2 separate regions of the Homo sapiens genome follow, and region 2 is linked to region 1. The links are chromatin loops, found by intact Hi-C in ENCODE. Cell type or tissue: heart left ventricle. All regions are shown on one strand. Links, peaks and the distances in the headings refer to the core of each region. The heading gives the core; the rest is flanking DNA. Region 1 overlaps MICAL3 (microtubule associated monooxygenase, calponin and LIM domain containing 3). Region 2 overlaps MICAL3 (microtubule associated monooxygenase, calponin and LIM domain containing 3).

What was found. A loop is a pair of places that touch in the nucleus more often than their neighbours do. Peaks named below come from ENCODE experiments on the same cell type or tissue, not always from the same donor. Only the 100,000 strongest peaks of a DNase experiment are listed, where the experiment ranks them.
Region 2: it touches region 1 in a loop (4-fold over the local background); 10 of 110 quality-filtered maps call a loop at or near these places.

What each region holds. Positions count from the first base shown.
Region 1 is chr22:17,964,472-17,975,062 of GRCh38, reverse strand. The region is part of intron 1 of MICAL3 (microtubule associated monooxygenase, calponin and LIM domain containing 3); the gene reads left to right. Among named protein-coding and RNA genes, the nearest start is that of MIR648, 11 kb to the left of the region's middle. RefSeq lists an enhancer at 916-1,468 and a silencer at 4,926-5,220. In heart left ventricle, for the core only: no CTCF peak of the experiment used is centred there; a DNase peak (open chromatin) is centred at 5,062; H3K27ac peaks cover 2,528 bases.
Region 2 is chr22:18,011,048-18,021,638 of GRCh38, reverse strand. All of the region lies in intron 1 of MICAL3 (microtubule associated monooxygenase, calponin and LIM domain containing 3), which reads left to right. It also overlaps the pseudogene RHEBP3. Among named protein-coding and RNA genes, the nearest start is that of MICAL3, 8.2 kb to the left of the region's middle. In heart left ventricle, for the core only: no CTCF peak of the experiment used is centred there; no DNase peak of the experiment used is centred there.

The DNA of each region.
Region 1 (10,591 bases), core at 1,209-9,208:
TTTGCCTGCTTTATTCCTGGGAATGTTTCCATGCTTTGAGGATGGGTGTGATGTGGTCCATGCTGGGGCTCCAGAGTCCAGCTGCCTGGGCCCAGCTCTGTCTTCTACCACATAGAAACCATACAGCCTTGATAAATGACTCAATTTCTGTTTCTTCATCCACAGAATCTACCTCATGAGGTTATTGTGAGGACTGAAGAACTCTAGTGTGTAAAGTTCAAGAGAACAGCATGCACAGTAGTGCTCATCACACAGTAAGCACATATTACGTGCTACCACTGTGCTGTGAAATAACCAGGACTCAGTGGCACACAGCTTTTTTTTTTTTTTTTTTTTTTTAAGACGGAGTCTTGCTCTGTTATCCAGGCTGGAGTGCAGTGGTGCCATCTCGGCTCACTACAACCTCTGTCTACCAGGTTCAAGCGATTCTCCTGCCTCAGCCTCCCAAGTAGCTGGAATTACAGGTGCGTGCCACCATGCCCAGCTAATTTTTTATTTTTAGTAGAGACAAGGTTTTGCCATGTTGGCCAGGCTGGTCTGGAACGCCAACCTCCACCTCCCAGGTTCAAGCAATTCTCCTCCTTTGGCCTCCCAAAGTGTTGGGATTATAGGCGTGAGCCACCACACCTGGCCTCACACAGCTCTTATAAATGTATCAGGTTTGAGTAAAACATGAAATGTGGAAATAGCAGCAGTACTAGTAATTCCCGTTTATTGAGCAACTTCTGTGTGCCAGGCCATGCAGCATAGGCTCTGCTGTACATACCATCACTTACTTCTCACAGCAGTCCCCTGAAGCCTGTTTTATCAGCACTGTTGAGGGCCAGGCCCAGGGCAGACAGCAGGGTGGTGGAGCTGGTCTTCCTCACAAAGCCCTAGGGAGCTGGGCTTTGCTCTTGACTGCCTCGTCACTTTCCTTACCTGTGTTCACCCTGGGAGCCAGAGTAACAGGAAAGTCATTCTTTGCCCTGAGCCTGGAATTTTGGCAGCTCACATAAACCATGGCCCAGAGGGAAGTATGATTTCCAGGATATAAACCATTTTTGGGTGAGTCTTCAGTCTTTTCTGTTGTGATAAATAGGAGGAGGAGCTCAGGGGACTTGTTTTTTATTTATGTATCTTAAACATTTTTAAATTTAATCTCTTTTGAGACAGCATCTCACTGTGTTGCTGGAGTGCAGTGGTGCGACCACAGCTTACTGCAGCCTCGACCTCCCAGGTGCAAATGATCCTCCCACCTCAGCCTCCCCAGTAGCTGGGACCACAAGTGCGTGCCACCATGCCTGGCTAATTTTTTGTAGAGACGGCGTCTCACCGTGTTGCCCAGGCTGGTGTCAAACTCCCGGGCTCAACTCATCTTCCTGCCTCGACCTTCCAAAGTGCAGGGATTTCAGGTGTGAGCCATCGCACTTGGCCAGCCTGTCTTTTCGAAAGGGCCCATGATTTGCCTGCGTCTAAGCCTGGCTCTGATTGGTCTCCCTTCTGCACACAGCAGACACCCAAACTCTGAACTGCCACCCCGGTTCCACAGTGGGGCTGGAAGGGGTCGGTTGTGGCCATCAGCTTCACACCCTGTGCTGCTTCCACTATCATGACCTATGTGTGGCTCCGTCCTGGGCCTCATGATGATCAAGCCGGTGTCCCAGGCCCTGTTGGGAAGGATCATATGCTCAGTTACATACCCTACAGAAGTAAGTCTCTTATCAGATTTCAGACTGGTAGAAAGTTTCTCCCATTTGGTAAGCCGTCTTTTCTGATGTCCTTTGAACTACAACATTCCCTCCCCAGGCTCCCCCCACCTTTGTTTTCCCCATGGTGAGGCTTGGCAAGTGTTGATGCCACAGGGCATGAGTGAAGAGGGTGGTAGCAGCGCCTCTGTCTGCATGCACACACCTCTCTTCTCCCTTTTCCCCCCATCTGGGTGGTGAAGGAGGCTTACTCACCCCACAGAAGAGTCAGAAGTAAAGACCCACAGCAAGTAGGCTCGGAGTCACAGGATGCTCCTTAAAGAACTGAGAACTATTGGGCATGGCTGAGGGCCCCTTGTAGCCAGAGGTGGGCAGCCCACGTGGGCCCGGCTGGGCAAGGCGCAACATGCCTGACGTGCAGGGGCCTGAGGGCAGGTCTGGGTGGGCATTGTAGGGGCTGCAGGCGCTTGGGGGCTGGCAGTGCCAAAGGCTACTTAAGCTGACGGGTCAGGTTACAGTTGCTGTGGGAACTGTGACCTTTGAATTTCCTGGCTTATGCATGGAATTTCAGTTGCACAATACTACAACAATTTGGATTATTTTTCCTCCCTTTCCTCTCCCTCCTTGGCACTTAATTTTTTATCCCAGTGAATGAGATCCATAGCTCTCTGCCCTTGCCCTTTTTCCTGGGGCAGACAGTCTTACTCACCTTCCTTCTCCTGCTGCCCCAAAGTGTGCCTGCCAGGAGACCAGCCCCGGACCCTGACCTGTGGGAATCTTCCTTCTGCCTCCAAGGCCCTGAAGATGGGGGTGAGCTGCCCGGGATGGGCTGTTGTGTGTTGTAGGCGGGCTCAACCTTTCTGTGTGCTTACCCCTCCCCGATGTGCCTTGCTGTCCCTACTCCCGTACGTCCGTTCACCTGTTGCGTGTGCCTGGTCCACCCTCCCAGGTAGCTTAGCCTGGTTCGCTCCAGATTTCAGTTTCTACTTGGAGTCCCACCCTCTTTGGGAAACCCGTTGTCACCACCTTACCTGGGAATTATTTCCCCTTCCAGTGGACCATGTGACTTGAACATTTCATCTGGTGTTTAATCAGATACTGCCTCAGGATATATATTTTCTTGTCTCAAGATTTTTTTGTTTTTTGTTTGAGATGGGATGGTCTGGTTCCTTTTTTCTACAAACCAAATTATAAAATTTGAGGGCCAAGATTTTAACAGTACCTTGCTTATTAAATAGCCACTGGTTTGTAACTGATTTGCTGAACTGAGCATGTGTTCTTAGTGTTTGCCTTGAGGAGCGCACTGGGCTTGGGAACAATGAAAGATGTAGGAAAAAGCAAGGTCCTTGCATCCAGATTCGTTAAGAGGCCTTGCCTGGCCTTGTGTGGAGTGGCCTGCCTGCCTTGCCATCCTCCTCTTCCTCTCTCACTGAGCCCTGAGCCCACTGGCCGGTGGTCCTGGAAGGCCATGTGCATTGTCGCCTGTGCCGGTGCACGTGTGCTGCTTCTGCCCCTGGAGCAAGCTCCTCCTTTCCCTGGGCATCCTCCCTCCCGGGTCGGGCTGGATACCTCTTCATTACCACCTGAAGGGCCAGGGGGCCCCTTCCGATGTTCTGTCTTAGGTTCTGCTGTTCTTTTTCTCACAGTGTGTAAGTATGGATGTATCTATATATTGACGTTTTTACACCGATGGCTGTGTCCACCACTGTCCTTCCATCTCTGGGGCACAGGAGACATAGGAGTTCTGTTCACATTCTGTGCTTAGCCCCAACACAGTGTCTGGTGCCTGTGTATGCTAGATGAATGCTAGATGTATGCTAGATGAATGCTAGATGAATGCTAGATGAATGCAGTCAATGCTAGATGAATGATGAGGTTTTTTGTTTGTTTGTTTTGACATGGAGTCTTGCACTGTCGCCCAGGCTGGAGTGCAATGGTGCGATAGCTCACTGCAACCTCCGCCTCCCGGGTTCAAGCGATTCTCCTGCTGAGGCTGAGGAGGCCTCAGCCTCCCAAGTAGCTGGGATTACAGACACACAACACCATGCCCAGCTAATTTTTTGTATTTTAGTAGAGATGGGGTTTCACCATGTTGGCCAGGCTGGTCTCAAACTCCTGACCTCAAGTGATCTGCCTGCCTCAGTCTCCCAAAGTGCTGGGATTGAAGGCATGAGCGCCCAGCCCCCCCCTTTTTTTCTGACACGGGGTCTTGCTCTGTTGCCCAAGCTGGAGTGCAGTGGTGCAATCTCAGCTCACTGCGACCTCCGCCTCTGGGGCTCAAGTGGTCTTCCCACCTCAGCCACCTGAGTAGCTGGGACTTACAGGCATATGTCACTGTGCCCAGCTAATTTTTTTGGCAGAGGCGGGGTTTTGCCGTGTTTCCCAGGCTGGTCTCGAACTCCTGAGCTCAAGCAATCTGCCCACTTCGACCTCCCAAAATGCTGGGATCACAGGTGTGTGCCACTATGCCCGGCCTCCAGAAGACTTTTTAACAGCTCACAGGGCACAGTTTAGAAAGCACTGCCTGCAAATCGGGTGGGGTGCTGAAATCAAGGACAAGATAAATATAATAGGAAAGACGTAACAGATAAAAAAATTTTCCACATTAAAAAAAAATGCTGCTCAATTAAATGGCTTGGAAAGACAGACTTAGCACCTTTTCTCACCAACCCCAATTCAAGGACCTGTTTAAGGCACCTACTGTGTGCCAGGAATATTACAGGTGTTAGAGGAGGGAACATAGGAAGTGGTGGGGAATTACTAAATTCTGCTTCTGATTTTGGATTTTTTAAAATGTATACATGATATTAGTGCTGAAACCTGACACTTCTCAGGAAGTGAGAACTAAAAAGCACAGAAGCCCATCTGCCACATAGTGAGTCGGTCACAGCCGTGACTGCAGAGTTCTGTTATCTGACTCCCAAAGGGGCCTCCAACCAGTGGGCCCTGCGGCAGATCACGAAGATCCTCTGATCATGGCCCTGCAGCTGGTCAGCCGCTCACTCAAGGACCAGTGGGCCCTGGGGCAGACCACGAACATCCTCTAAGCATGGGCCAGCAGCTGGTCAGCCGCTCACTCAAGGACAGACGGAATGGCAGATTTAGAACCTGGCGTCCATTCTCAAATCCCATTCAACAACATGGGCGGGGGACAGTGGAGGGGAAGCCATCTGTCCTCCCTTCTCACCAGGCTGAGAAAAGTGGGTGTTGAAGGTGGGACCGAGAGAAGAGCCCACAGACCCCACTCAGGGAGACTTCTCTGGGGACAGTGGCACAGAGCCTGCTAACCTGCTGGAGCGGCTGGAGCAACGGCCCAGTCCCTCTGCACACTGTGAATCCTGGCAGCCAGGGCAGAGATGTGGACCAAAGGGAAGTCTGATTACCGACTATGTGGCCTCAGAGTGCCCTTCTCCTCTGACGAGCTCCCAGTGCTTTCGTGGACGTGACCTCATGAGGCCCTCACACTCATTCCATAGGTATTTTCTCAGGCAAGTCACAGACGGCATCCCAGCACACAGGGAGAGCTGAGAGCCTCAGTTCTCTCTAAAACATGAGGAAGCATGCACCCATCCCAGGGTGTCGGCAAAGAGGCCATCCTAGACGCTGCGCTTCTCACAGCTGTTCTGGCTAGCAGCATCGGCTGCTTCTCAAAAATGATTCTGAGAGCTTAGGAAAAAGCGAATACCTCCAAAGTCCCAAAATAAGTTTCTAGAATTCCACAGAACAGAGTAACAGTCCTGCCTCACCTCCTCACAGATCAAGGGCCCATGTTGCCTTAAATCATTTCTAAGATAAACCAAAAAAGGAATAAAGGTGGCAGGGAAGAAGGAAGAAGGAAGGAAGAGAAAAAAAAGCATGTGTCTTGCCTAGAACAAAGGAGTTCTCATTTTAATCTCCAGATGGACACTGTCATTCCACAACGCCTGTCGGCTCCAGACCAACCCAAGAAGCACGATCTGCGGACAAACTGCTCATTTTACATTTCTTTCTCGTCCCTTAGAGAAAAGCACATGTATTTCTACAAGAGTCCTCATTTGGCCGGGTGCAGTGGCTCATGCCTGTAATCCCAGCACTTTGGGAGGCCGAGGCAGGTGGATCACGAGGTCAGGAGTTCAAGACCAGCCTGGCCAATATAGTGAAACCCTGTCTCTACTAAAAATACAGAAAATTAGCTGGGTGTGGTGGCGGACGCCTGTAATCCCAGCTACTCGGGAGGCTGAGGCAGAATTGCTTGAACCCGGGAGGTGGAGGTTGCAGTGAGCTGAGATCCTGCTACTGCACTCCAGCCTGGGTGACAGAGTGAGACTCCATGTCAAAAAGAAAAAAAAAAGTCTTCTGGAGAAAGTTAAAGAATGTTCTTAATAAGTCATTGAATTTTACATATTTTTGACTTTGTGTGTTGGGGGATAATTTTGTTTATAAAGTCTTTAAAAACTGACCATTTTTTGCATTGGTTAATTTACCCATGAGACCATTTATTTGTAGTTAATAAAATACAAATCTATTTAAAATGTTGAATTCATAGTTTTTGGTCACAAGGCATGTTTGAAGTTTGTCGCCCCATGCTAATCTAAAAGCGCCTAACTCCCCTCGAGCTCCTTTAGTATGCTTTCCATATATCCTACGTCAAACTGTTTGGTGGCCACATCTGTTTGAGGAAGGTGAGCTAAAGTGTGGAACCGGCCTTTCTTTCAGCGGCTCGTTGGGGCATTAGTGGTTGTGGTAATTATTATATCACTCTTTGAGTATCGGCTCTCAGTTGGACACTCTCCCAGGCATTTCAGGTTGGTTGTTTATTTGAACCTCACCTCAAAATCATTACATCCATAAGAGGCACATACTAATATATCTTTGTTTTGTGGTGGGGAAATGTAGCCTGAGGAAGCTTGCCCGAGCCAGGGTCTGGTGAGGTCTCCGGTTTGAGTCTGCGACTGTGGAGCTCTGGCGCCTCAGCTCTTCCCAGAGCAGCTCCCGGCTCCTGTGCTGCTCCCCCGTGGAGTGTCCTCACCTGTGAACACCTGCTCACCTGTGAGTGTCCCCTCAGTAGGGCGGGTCTGAGCTCTGGCAAGGTTGCTAGGCTTTTCTCCCTCCCCCAACGCTTCCACAGAGGCAGGGCTCGGCACTGGGCACGCTATCTGATTCCCCCTTTGCTCATGTGAATTCTCGCCATTTCCTCTCTTTCCTCTTCACTCTGCTGGACTTGGTCTCATCCTTCAGGATCTCCTCAGATCCACCCTTTCTTCCGTGAAACTTGCATCTATTTACCTACTTTTACAAGCATCATTTAATAATTATTTTTATTTAATTTTTAAATTTTACTCTTTTTTTTTTTTGAGACGGAGTCTCACTCTGTCATCCAGGCTGAAGTACAGGGTGCAACCTTGGCTCACTGCAACCTCCGCCTCCCAGGTTCAAGCGATTCTCCTGCCTCAGGCTTCTGAGTAGCTGGGATTACAGGTGTGCGTGACCACGCCTGGCTAATTTTTGTATTTTTAGTAGACAGGGTTTCACCATGTTGGTCAGGCTGGTCTCGAACTCCTGACCTAGTGATCTGCCCACCTCGGCCTCCCAAAGTGCTGGGATTACAGGCGTGAGCCACCACGCCCAGCCAATTTTTAGTCATTTTTACAATAGAGAAGGGGTTTCGCTGTGTTGCCCAGGCTGGTCTCAAATTCCTGGTCTCAAGTGATCTTCCCATCTTGGCCTCCCAAAGTGCTGGGATTACAGGCGTGAGCCACCACACCTGGTCCTCATTTTTATTATAATATGTACTTAAATGTATTGAACTGAATTTGTTAGAAGCCTGTCCTTAACCTTTACCTCTCTTCTGAGCTGTTGTCAGTGGGATCCCCATGCTGTAGGCATGAGTGGGTGTGTGTGGGTGTGTGTGTGTGTGTGTGTGTGTGTGTGTTTGCATGTACACTGCCCAGTGGCCAAGACTGTGAATCCATAGGGCAGATTCATCAAATATTGTCGCTTGAGTAAATGCCTTAAATATATGTGTTCTACTTTTTTTTGCAGGGTATGTAGATGCCGTTGTGATGAACAGAATACAAATGCATGGGAAAATGTTGAATTCTTAGTAGCTTTTTTATTGTTAGGCATTATTTTCAGCCAATAGGTTGTATGGAATAGCCTCTATCACATAAAGATAACAAAATCACTGATGGTGAAAACGAGTAGTTATGCCAGGATAGACCAGGGATGCTGGCCATCCTGTTCATTTGCATCTGTGCCACAGGTGTTCTGTTCTTTCAGCACGTGTTGGTTGACTGCTTAGCTGGATGGTGGCCCTTGTCCATGGAACCTCTGTCTCACCTACCCTTGATCAGTCCCATGGAGTGTGTGCACACATGGGTGCCCAGGAAGTACTTACAGATTTGACTTAGTCCTTGGATCCTATTTCCCCTGTTCCACTACCCATTCCCATCTGCTATTTCACTTTCTTGAATTCCCTCTTACTTTTCTTCCTTTGTCTAGTTCTTACAGATAACCCTAACCTCCAATAATTTTCTGTCAATTAATTGCAGCTGCTTCCTGAGTTCCAGCTGCACATTTAGCAAGGCTCAGGCTACACTGGGGGCAGATACATAATCATTGAAATAATTACTCATGGACCATTTTTGCCAGGTATCATGGAAGATGCTTTAGAAATGCATTCTGTCGTTTACTTCCTAGAAATACCCTAGACAGTTGGTACTGTCTTTATCACCATTGGCAGGGGAGTTAACTAGGAATTGGACAGCCAAGTGTGTGGCAGAGTCAGGATTAATCTCAGTCCAACTCCCAAGCCTGTGCTCTGAAGCCCTCTGCTACCCTCATCTCCTGAGGATTGGTCATGGTTCTTCCCCTGAGGAATTTTCCATTGGAGAAACAGAAACAATGCAAACAGTACTGTCTGGATATGAATAAGGATTGAATTGTTTGGAACTGCAGAGGAGTGAGGAGGTGGAGGGGCTCAGAAAGGACGAGAAGAGATGGAGGCTTTGTGAAGAAGGCAGGTCTTCTGCGGGGTTCTGGAATAAGGCTGGAGAGGGGAGGAGGAGCGCTCAGGTGTGGGGAACCACACCCAGGCCCGAGGGAGTGGAATGTGCCCACAGGCTGTGGGGCCACTTTGGAGGGCAGTTATCTCAGGGAAAGTGGGATGAAGCTGGGTGGCCAGAGTCAGGGACTGGAAATTCGATGGGAGGCATGAAGCAGTGGATGATAAGGAAACGTGTGTGGTTGTCAAGCAGGATGTGGCAGGATGAGGGTTCTGTCTGAGAATGATGAAGCTGGCAGCAGATGGCAGATCCTGCATGGCATGGAGTTACCTCCGACTCCTCTCTAGTTCATGTGTGTTGACTCTTCATTGCCTGTGTGCCCTGTGGCCCAGTATTATTTCTTCTGGTCCTGGGAACAGCTGTCTACATGGAAGTCCCACGGTGGTTGGTCCCGTGGTGGTTGGTCAGACCACCCTCGAGTGCAGTGTAGTGAAAAGGCATAGAATGTGGAGGTTGGAGACCTGGATTTTTGACTCCTGGCTTTATAGCTTACTAGTTGGACAAGTGATCTGACCTTTCTTAATTCTATTTTCCCCCTTATCTGTAACTTGCAGATAATTATAACTACTTACAGGGTGGTTTCTGGATTAAGATGATAGCAGATATCAGTAGAGAGGCTACTTAGTGTTCACGGTTCCAGGCTTCCTGGGATCAGGTGTCAGCTCTTACTGTGTGACTTGGGGCAAGTTACGTAGCCTCTCTGTCTCCTTTTTCTTGTCTATCACATGAGGCTGATCGCTGTATTAAATACTTAACTCACAGTGACAATCAGTATATCAGTAGTAAGTGATGAATACACTATAGCTGCAGTTATTCCTGGGGGCCTCATCTTCATCAGCACCATTATTTCAGTCCTTGGGATGAATGGAGTCAGTGCTTTCTCTAAGGTAGGAGACCAAAGCATGAAGACTCTCTGATGTGTGGTAAGAAATGGTCTCTAATCATTGTGTTAGTGACATGCCTTCAGGACCTCTCTTAAGCATTGAAATTATAGGCACCCTTGTGCCAGTTCCAGGGTCTTTTAGGGGTTCCGGGTATTATTGCAATCCTGTAAAAAGTCATTGCTTTCTGATACAGAAGGACTCTCGCAAGCACAGCCATTCTCAGGCACAGAAATAGTTCCCTTCCTTTTTTTTTTTTTTTTTTTTGGAGACGGGGTCTCACTGTGTTGCCCAGGCTGGTCTCAAACTCTCTTCTTTTTAAATAGAAGGGGAAGGAGGGAAAGGAGAGCAGCGGATGCATGGATTTCCTTTGGCCCAGTTTCCTCCCTCTGTCAGAGGACTTCCTACCGCAGGGAGTGGGAGACACCTGGGGGCAGGCCCGCACCTGCTCTGTGCCCTTTCAGCGATGGCGTTTCTGTTTTGGAGTGTTTGCTTTCCCCTTTTCCCAGACCTCCACCGCGCTTCAGTTTAGCAGTGCGCTTACGGTCAGCAGTGCCATGCGGCTGCTGCTTCTGAAAACCCCCAGCCCTCCTGAACCAGCCAGTGTCCCAGCTGAGCAATTCGGGGTTTTTGTTTTGCTTTGTTTTTTAAAACAAAACTCAAAATCATTGGACCTTATCCTCTGTAGTTGAAGTGAGAGTTACTTTCTGAGGACTGGCTTGTACCAGAAACCAGCTGGTTTTAAGTTGCTGCAGATCTTTAAAGGGACAGCTTATTTGTGGACCAGATTTCCCTACTCACAGAAACTTTCTGTCAGAGGGTTCTAGTGTGGAGGTGGGTTACAGATGGCAGAAATGCCCGAGTTTGATTTTAAATTTTTAATCTTCACGTAGGGTCCAAGTCCTGTGGAGCTAATCTCTGACATCCCCACCCTTGCCCTGTTAGGGTTGGTCAGTGATACATGTGGACGTGTGCTGTG
Region 2 (10,591 bases), core at 1,128-9,127, 47 kb before region 1:
CCCACTCCCTCCAAGCAACCCAAAACAGTTAGAACAACTTCCATCCTTCCCTTTAGTCTTTGCTTTTCTAGTCTGTGCATAGCCATGCATGCATCATTTTGTTCCTTCCTGGAGTCAGCCTGACCTCTTGAGACAATGCCTTCATTTCACCTGGGCCTCCCACAGGTTTCCCTAGTACTTACCTGGCTGAGCTGGGCGATGGGCATGCTTCACTCTCTTGGCTGAGCGGGAGCTGCTCCTGACTAGTTCTGCATGAAGGATGGCTCACAGAGGCTTCTGCTACTTCCAGCCCAAATGTCCTTTCCTGACAGGTCACCTCAAGGCTGATCCATCTCACGAGACAGGGCAGGCCAGCCATGTGAGGGCTGCCAGCCCAGTAGATGGCTAATCCAGGAATACCAAAACCATATCTCATTTCTATTACCCCTCCCTGCCACGACCACCAATATCTATTCTCTGAAAAGGGCAATTTATGGCACAGGCCACTGGGGGAAAATGTCCAGTTGATCCAGCTTAACCCATGTATATCAGTTCATCTTTAGGGTGCTACCTAAACTCAGAGTGGGACTAGTGGAGACATTGTGTGGCTTTAATAAATTCCCTTTTCACACTTTTTTAAACTGTGGATTGTGACTCATCAGTGAGTCATGAAATCAACTTGGTGGGCCATTTTATTTATTTATTTATTTATTTATTTATTTATTTATTTATTTATTTATTTATTTGAGACAGGGTCTCACCCTGTCACCCAGGCTGGAGTTCAGTGATGAGATCTTGGCTCACTGCAGCCTCCGCTTCCCAGGTTCAAGTGATTCTTGTGCCTCAGCCTCCCAAGTAGCTGGGACCACAGGTGCCCACCACCATACCCGGCTAATTTTTGTATTTTTAATAGAGATGGGGTTACCATGTTGGCCAGGCTGGTGTCGAACTCCTGCCTCAAGTGATCTGCCTGCCTCAGCCTCCCAAAGTGCTGGGATTACAGGTGTGAGCCACTGCACCCAGCCTATTTTTTTTTTTTTTTTTTTACTTTTTAAAGGTTTACAGCCATTTTATTTGAAAGTATACATTTAGCACCATGAAATAAACACTGATATATTGAAGCCTGGTTAATAGTAGTGTAACAATATATTTTGATGATTACATTATTTTAAACAACAAACTACACTGAAAAATTAATGCCGATAAAACTCTTGGTCATAATATTAAGAAATACCATATATAAATTGAAAATATGATTGCTTAAAATTTGAAAATGGAAGTGCACTCGTTTGGACAGTCAGAATTTAACATAATCTGAAGGGAGAGGATCTCTGACCCAAAATATATCTTTCAGGTTAAGAGAAGGAAAAAGAAGTGTAGTTTATCTTAAAGGATGATGGGAGTTTGTTTCTTCAGGTGGAAGATATTCCCAGTGTCCTCAGGTTTTGCAGTAGAATCATATCACTGAGCACGAAGATTTTCATTGGGAAGCTGCCCTGTCAATTTTATCTGCCTCTAAAATTGTCCTCTTAAAAACATCAGCAGCTGGCCGGGCGCGGTGGCTCACACCTGTAATCCCAGCACTTTGGGAGGCCTAGACGGGCAGATCACGAGGTCAGGAGATCGAGACCATCCTGGCTGACACAGTGAAACCCCGTCTTTACTAAAAATACAAAAAAATTAGCTGGGCGAGGTGGCGGGCACCTGTAGTCCCACCTACTCGGGAGGCTGAGGCAGGAGAATGGCGTGAACCCCGGGGGGCGGAGCCTGCAGTGAGCCGAGATCGCGCCACTGCACTCCAGCCTGGGCGACAGCAAGACTCCATCTCAAAAAAAAAAAAAAAAAAAAAAAAATCAGCAGCATTCTCATTTTCTCTAGTAGAAAATTCCAAAAAAGCCGCATTCCAAGATTCTGCCAAAGCTTCCCTGATCACCCTTTTTTTCTTTTTCTTTTTTTTTAATTTTTGAGACAGAGTCTTGCTCTGTCATCCAGGCTGGAGTGCAATGGCGCGATCTCAGCTCACTGCAACCTCCGCCTCCCAGGCTCAGGCAATTCTCCTGCCTCAACCTCCTGAGTAGCTGGGATTACAGGCGTGTGCCACCATGCCCAGCTAATTTTTGTATTTTTAGTAGAGACAGGGTTTCGCCACGTTGGCCAGGCTGGTCTCGACCTCCTGACCTCAGGTGATCTGCCTGCCTTGGCCTCCCAAAGTGCCGGGATTACCGGCGTGAGACACTGCGCTCGATCTGATCACCCTTTTCATATGCAGGTCTTTCTTATTTCCAACCGACATAATAGATATTTCCACTTTCCCCACCATATCCAATGATTTGCCATGGATAACTGTAATCACTTCAGAACTTTTCATTGATGTGGCAGAATACACAATAATACAACCATTAATGTCTATGGAGTTTGTCTGGGGAATAATGGAATATTGATCTTGGGTGGGTCCTTTTTTTTTTGAGACAGGGTCTCCCTCTGTCACCCAAGCTGGAGTGCAGTAGTGTTGTGATCTCAGCTCACTGCAGCCTTGAACTCCCAACTCAAGCGATGCTCCCACCTCATCCTCCTGAGTAGCTGGAACTACAGGCATGCATCACCATGCCTAGCTAATTTTTGTATTTTTTTGTACAGACAGGGTTTCGCCATGTTCTCCAGGCTGGCCTCCAACTCCTGGGCTCAAGTGATCCACCCTCCTCGGCCTCCCAAAGTACTGGTATTATAGGCGTGAGCCACTGTGCCTGGCCAGGTGGGCCATTTTAAAAAGAAAGAATAGAAAATACCAGAGTGTATACGTGTAGTGAAGGGAAGATTTGTGTCCTGAGATTTGTGTTTCAGTTTTGTATACTGTGTGTGTGTGTGTATGTGTGTATGTGTGTGTGTGTGTAGATAGATAGATAGATAGATAGATAGATATTTTTTATTTTTATTTTTTTCTTGAGACAGAGTCTTTGTCACCCAGGCTGGAGTGCAGTGGTACAATCTTGACTCACTACAACCTCCGCCTCCCAGGTTCAAGTGATTCTCCTGCCTCAGCCTCCCAAGTAGCTGGGACCACAGGTGCCCACCACCATACCCTGCTAATTTTTGTATTTTTAGTAGACATGGGGTTACCATGTTGGCCAGGCTGGTCTCAAACTCCTGACCTCGGGTGATCCACCTGCCTTGGCCTCCCAAAGTGCTGGGATTACAGGTGTGAGCCACCATGTCCAGCCTGTATATGTATATTTTTGTTGTGTACACTGAATCGTGATGCAAAATATATTTCTTATTATGAATCATGGTCAAGAAACTTTTAAAGTCGTTACCTTGAGCAAATACCGACAGAAATTGGAGTTGAATCAAAATGAAATATTAAAAGGTCAAATTCTTCAAGAGCTAGCAAAAAAATAGAATTCAATATATTTTAGATCTATGGATAATTTTCAAGTTAAAAGAATCCATGGGGGAAAACTGTGTTCATTTAAATTTAAAATTTCTATCGGCTGGGCGCAGTGGCTCACGCTTGTAATCCCAGCAATTTGGGAGGCCGAGGCAGGCGGATCACGAGGTCAGGAGTTCAAGACCAGCCTGGCCAACATGGTGAAACCCCTTCTCTATTAAAAATACGGCCGGGCGCGGTGGCATGCCTGTAATCCCAGCACTGTGGGAGGCCGAGGCAGGTGGATCACGAGGTCAGGAGATCGAGACCATCCTGGCTAACATGGTGAAACCTCATCTCTACTAAAAATACAAAAAATGAGCCGGGCGTGGTGGCGGGCACCTGTAGTACCAGCTACTCGGGAGGCCGAGGCAGGAGAATGGCGTGAACCTGGGAGGCGGAGCTTGCAGTGAGCGGAGATCGAGCCACTGCACTCCAGCCTGGGTGACAGAGCAAGACTCCATCTCAAAAAAAAAAAAAAAATTAGCCGGGTGTGGTGGCGGGTACCTGTAATCCCAGCTACTCGGGAGGCAGAGGCAGGAGAATCACTTGAACCCGGGAGGCAGAGGTTGCAGTGAGCTGAGATCACACCACTGTACTCCAGCCCAGGTGACAGAGTGACACTCTGTCTCAAGAAAAAAAAATTCTATCAAATGAAAAAGGAACAGAGTGGGGGAAATATTTGCATTATATATTACAAATTAAAAGTTAACCTCTGTTAGGCCAGGCACGGTGGCTCATGCCTGTAATCCCAGCACTTTGGGAGGCGGAGGTGGGTGGATCACAAGGTCATGAGTTCAAGACCAGCCTGGCCAACATTGTGAAACCGCATCTCCACTAAAAAAATAAAAAAAATTAGCCAGGCATGGTATCAGGCACCTGTAATCCCAGCTACTCAGGAGGCTGAGGCAGGAGAATCACTTGAACCTGGGAAGTAGAGGTTGCAGTGAGCCGAGATTGCGCCATTGCACGCCAGCCTAGGCAAGAAGAGCGAGACTCCGTCTCAAAAAAAAAAAAAAAGTTAACCTCTGTTAAACCAATAATTCATTTCAAAAAAGGAGAATGGGCATGGGATTGTGGACAAGGGAGAGGCAGAGACTCAAGGACTGACTTGGGCCTTTGGAAGGCCAGGTTCTATACGGCTTTTTTCCTGAGTGTGGTGGTGCAAGAAAGTTAGTGGTAAATTAGTTACAATTTCTGTTCCCCCCACTACATACTGCTCTTTTGATGTTGAACCAAACCTTTAATAAAGCATTTTGAATACTGCAGAAAGAAAAGAAACTTTTTTTTTTTTTTGAGACAGAGTCTGGCTCTGTCACCCAGGCCGGAGTGCAGTGAAGCAATCTTGGTTCACTGCGAGCTCCGCCTCCCGGGTTCACGCCATTCTCCTGCCTCAGCCTCCCGAGTAGCTGGGTCTACAGGCGCCCACCACCACCCCCGGCTAAGTTTTTGTATTTTTAGTAGAGACGGGGTTTCACTGTGTTAGCCAGGATGGTCTTGATCTCCTGACCTCGTGATCCGCCTGCCTCGGCCTCTCAAAGTGCTGGGATTACAGGCGTGAGCCACCGCACCCGGCCTAGAAACATTTTAAAGAGTTTTAAAACATTACAATTCTGTGCATAACTGTCTACTATATGATTCCAATTATATAACACTCTGGAAAAGTTGAAACTACAGGGAAAGAAAATAGAAGAGTGATTGCCAAGGGCTGTTTGGAGGGAGAATGTGACTACAAAGGCACAGAGGGAGACTTTTCAGGATCATAGAACCATTCAGTGACCTGTCTATAGTTGTTAAAAGTCATAGAACTGCACACGAAAAAGAATAACTTTTTGATATGTGAATTATACCTGAATAAACCTGACTGGAGGACAAAAAACAACTCTCCAGGGATAAATTCACAGTTCATAAAAAGAAATTCATCTACATGAGGCAATGCAATGAACAAAACATTGATATGTGTTCACTGTTGATAGCAATCAAAAGTGCAAATTACAACACCATTATACTGTTATGCTTCTTGCTAATGGTTAATAATTTTTCAAAACCGCAACATAATGCTATTGAGGTTACAGTAAAATTCCATATTTATTGTGGGTTGCATTATAAATTGATAACATTTGTGGGGAATGCAACATGATAATATATGGGAAAAGCCATAAAATTACTACCACTATATAGGAAAAGCCATATAATTACCAGACCCAGGAATTTATCCCAATAAAGTTAGTTAACAAAGGTTTTTTAAATTTCAGATGCATAAAAAATACCCTCTGTTGTGTTGGTTATAATAGAAATAAGTAGAAATCACTGAAATGTCTAATATTATAGGGACAGTTTAAAATTTTGTTGGTACATTATACAATGGAATATCTTGCATTCACAACCAAAGCCTAAATCAAGAGGCATGTAGAAAGAAACATGGAAAATACTTTTGATAAAAGGAACAATAGCGAATAGAACATAGCAAGCACATCATGTTCATAACTGTAATAATCTGTGTGCCTGTGCCATAGCTGTGCTGAAGTGATGGATTAGAGATGAGTCTTAGGGTCGCGCGTGGTCGGAGGCCATGACAGGCAGATCACCTGAGGTCAGGAGTTCGAGATCAGCTGGCTAGCATGGTGAAACCCCGTCTCTACTAAAAATACAAAAATTAGCCGAGTGTGCTGGCAGTCACCTGTAATCCCAGCTACTTGGGAGGCAGAGGCAGGAGAATCACTTGAACCCACAAGGCAGAGGTTGCAGTGAGCCAAGATCACACCACTGCACTCCAGAGTGAGACTCCATCTCAAAAAAAAAAAAAAAAAAAAGATGAGTCTTAAATCTTAAATTTGTAAAATTCTCTTGCTGTTATTATACTGCCTTTTCAATAACAAAGCACCCTCAAATAAAACCTTCGAGATTGGAAGAAATGAATGTAGAAGAAAAGAGAAATCTCAGAAATTATGATATATTACAAAGTAGAATGTTTTTTATTAGCCCCAGAAACCAGAAGAATCCCAAGAGTCACAATTATGTTGAATAAATCCAAGCTGTGTGGGTTTTCTTTCCTCTTGCTGTCATTTAACTTTGGTGAAGTCCTTGCTTACGGCAGGTAGTTTGTGAATATCTACTGACTGCTGAATAAATGCCAAGGCCATCTTTTAGTTGTACTTTTCACAATCACAGGCCTGGGAAAACTTGAATTTATCTCTGAAAAAGCATCAGAAATCTTAGTACAAGCAACACTTTCTCTTTTTTTTTTTTGAGATGGAGTCTCACTCTGTCGCCCAGGCTGGAGTGCAGTAGCGCAATGTCGGCTCACTGCAAGCTTCTGGGTTCATGCCATTCTCCTGCCTCAGCCTCCCGAGTAGCTGGGGCTACAGGCACCCGCCACCACGCCTGGCTAATTTTTTGTATTTTTAGTAGAGATGGGGTTTCACCGTGTTAGCTAGGATGGTCTCGATCTCCTGACCTCGTGCTCCACCTGCCTCAGCCTCCCAAATTGCTGGGATTACAGGCATGAGCCACTGCACCTGGCCTAACACTTTCTCTTTAACTGCTTATTTTTAGGACTTTAATTTTTCCAGCATAGGGAACATATCTTTGGGGACTTTTTCCCCCATTAAGAGAATTGTAAGAATATTTTAAGTAGGTCACAACTCCTAGGGGAAAGAAGGGTATGTAATGAACAGAGCTCTGGGGAAGCTTTTTTAGAAATGTGCCTAATGTAGATGTTTAAGTGATGGAGCTTTTTCTTTTGAAGTGGGAAACAGGGAAGGGGAAGAAGGTAAGAGAAGGAACAAATCCAACAACTTGGAAAAGCTGTTCTCTTCCTTCCAGGCTCTGGTATTTTCAGATCGAATGGCCTAATATACAGTTCCTGGGTTCTCCTGAACCTTTGGTTTGCTACATAACCTCGAGATAAATATTTAGTGTCTTAGTGCCTCATTTTCATCATCCTTCACAGGAATGAAAATTCTTACTCTATTCCTTCTCCCAAGGCATGTTGGATGGGAGAATTCGATTGTATTATGCGCACCCTGTGCTCTTTTTCCTAAGGGCATCTGAATTTTCTGGTAGGACTTCCACAGACAGGAAACCAAGAAATGTGTGTGTGTGTGTGTGTGTGTGTGTCTAAGAGAGGGAGAGAGAGAGGTCGGGCATGATGGCTCATGACTATAATCCCAGAACTTTGGGAGGCTGAGGTGGGTGGACTCCTTGAGGCCAGGAGTTTGATACCAGCCTGGGCAACATGGTAAGACCCCGTTTCTACAAAAACTTTAAAAATTAGGTGTGGTGGCACACACCTATAGTTCCAGCTACTGGGGAGGCTGAGGTGAGAAGATTGCTTGAGCCCAGGAGTTCAAGGGTACAGTGAGCTGTTATTGTACCACTGCATGCCAGCCTGGGCAACATAGCAAGACCTTGTTTCTCTTTTTAAAAAAATAGAGGGGGAGGGAGATAGAGAGATTGTATTTGGATCAACTCAGAAGCAGTAATCTTTGGACTAAAAGTGCCAATTGCTTTAATTTACTATGCAGATAAAATAATTTTCATTCTTAGGGACAGGCATTTCTGTTTACTAAGCACATACCCTAGGCCATGTGCTTTCCTATGCGTCACCTCCATCCACCCTCAACAGCTCTGTGGCTTCGGCATTGCTACACCCATTGTGCATTTTTATGTGGGAAGTGGGGATTTGAAGTCATTTTTCTCTCCCAAGAAAACCCATGCTCTTGTCATGACCCCACATCAGACAGACTTGGGTTCAGATTCTGACTGTGACACTCATTAGCTGTGCCACCTTGGGCACATCTTTTAACTTCTCTGAAGCTCAGCTACCTGTACTAAAACAGGAGTAATGACAGAAAAATGAGGTTATTAAGAGAATTAGAGAGTACACCTCTAGGGCTTTCTGATTGTAAACAACAGCAATATGCTCTAGGGCTAACTTTGGAGAAGGATGGAAGACATTTATTAGAAGGATATGAATTAGCTCATATAACTGAATGCAAAGCAAACAGCCAGGTCTTGGAAAGGATGAGAGCCAGGCCAGCTGAAGAGATCTCAAGAATAGGGAGGTAACTGCCTTCTTTCTTCAGGGGATTCTTGACTGCATGAAGCAGCTCCGGTTGTTTTCAGTTCTGCGGCTCCCTGCTTGACACTCAACTTCCAGGAAGAGAGGTCAGACTAGATGAGGCTGGACCATGTGCTGCCTTCCTCATGGATGGAGAGCAAGGTGCCTCCATCCCCATGCCCACCAGACCTGCATGCAGTGGGGGAAAGGTAGTTTCCACAATAGAAGCTAAGATGTAGGCACTGTTACCAAGCAAGGGGGTCTGAATGCTGGGCAGGCTAAAGCCACAGTTACCACCGTGGAGCTGATGCAGTCAGACATCCCAGCCCAGGACCTGGTACAAGGGAGTGGCTCCATAAATGCTTGGTTTTGCTGGTAGTGTTTTCACCTGACCTCCTGCAAGGCAGCAATTCCAGACCAGTAAATCACCATGTAACAGTACATCTAGAAATCCTAGCTCAGCATTCTTCGTAGGCGTGTCATGTTGTGATACACACAGAAGATGGTATTTGAGCAGCAAATATCTGAGGTAAACTGACAAGGTGCTCCTGCAGGAGGAGACTGGCTGGGAGGCTCTGGCCGCCCCGGCCCTATCTGGCAGCCCTGGGAGCTGAGGGAATCAATATGGCACTTATGGGCAATGCACCCGTGAAGAAGCCCAATTAGATGATGGAACTTCAGGCCCCCCGCCCACCACTATCGCCTTGGTCTCAGCACTGTCTGGCCCTCCCTTACCCCTCCAAAAGTTTGAAAGAGGGTCCCTCCCCATGAGGGCCGAGGCCTGAGGCCCAGTAGAGTCAACAGTGGTACCTCTGCCTTTCCCCACTGATGACTGCCAGCTGCCAGCTGTCCACTCGCTCCTCAGGGCCTTCATTGTCAGGAAGTGAAGCTTTTCAGGAAACAAAAAGTAACTTCTCTTCTTATTTATTAATTTTTTTTGAGTCAGAGCCTTGCTTTGTCGCCCAGGATTGAGTGCAGTGGCACAATCTCTGCTCACTGCAAACTTCGTCTCCCAAGTTCAAGTGATTCTTCTGCCTCAGCCTCCTGAGAAGCTGGGATTATAGGCTCCCGCCACCATACCTGGCTAATTTTTCTATTTTTAGTAGAGACGGGGTTTCACCCTGTTGCCCAGGCTGGTCTTGAACTCCTGACCTCAGGTGATCTGCCCACCTTGGCCTTTCAAAGTGCTAGGATTACAGGTGTGAGCCACCAGACCCTGCTCTAAGTTCTTTTTTAAAAAATTTTTTATTATTTATTTATTTTATTATTATTATTATTTTTTGAGACAGAGTCTCGCTCCGTCGCCCAGGCTGGAGTGCAGTGGTGCGATCTCGGCTCACTGCAAGCTCCACCTCCCAGGTTCACGCCATTCTCCTGCCTCAGCCTCCCAAGTAGCTGGGACTAGAGGCACCCACCACCACACCCAGCTAATTTTTTTTTTGTATATTTAATTAGTATATTTACTATAATATAGTAATATTTTTACCGTGTTAGCCAGGATGGTCTCGATCTCCTGACCTCGTGATCTGCCTGCCTTGGCCTCCCAAAGTGCTGGGATTACAGGTGTGAGCCACCGCGCCTGGCCTTTATTTATATATATATTTTTAGACGGAGTCTCACTCTTGTTGCCCAGGCTGGAGTGCAATGGCGTGATCTCGGCTCACTGCAAGTGATCTCGGCTCACCGCAACCTCCGCCTCCTGGGAGGTTCAAGCCATTCTCCTGCCTCAGCCTCCCGAGTAGCTGGGATTACAGGCGTGTGCCACCATGCCTGGCTAGTTTTGTATTTTTTAGTAGAGATGGGGTTTCACCACGTTGATCAGGCTGGTCTCGAACTCCGACCTCAGGTGATCCGCCTTCCTAGGCCTCCCAAAGTGCTGGGATTACAGGCATGAGCCACTGCGCCCAGCCAGCTTCTCTTCTTGATAAGGCTGGGAACATCTGGCCCAAGGGGCCTAGATGATTTTAGAGCATTTATCTCTCTGCCTACTTGTCAATGATGGCATTGATTATGAAAATCAATGATTGTGGTGTGATACAGTCCCTGGAGGCCGAGCTGCAATTGCTGGTGCTCACATGGGGGTTTCCAAGCAGGGCCAAAAGCAGCACTGCAGGCCTGTGATCGCT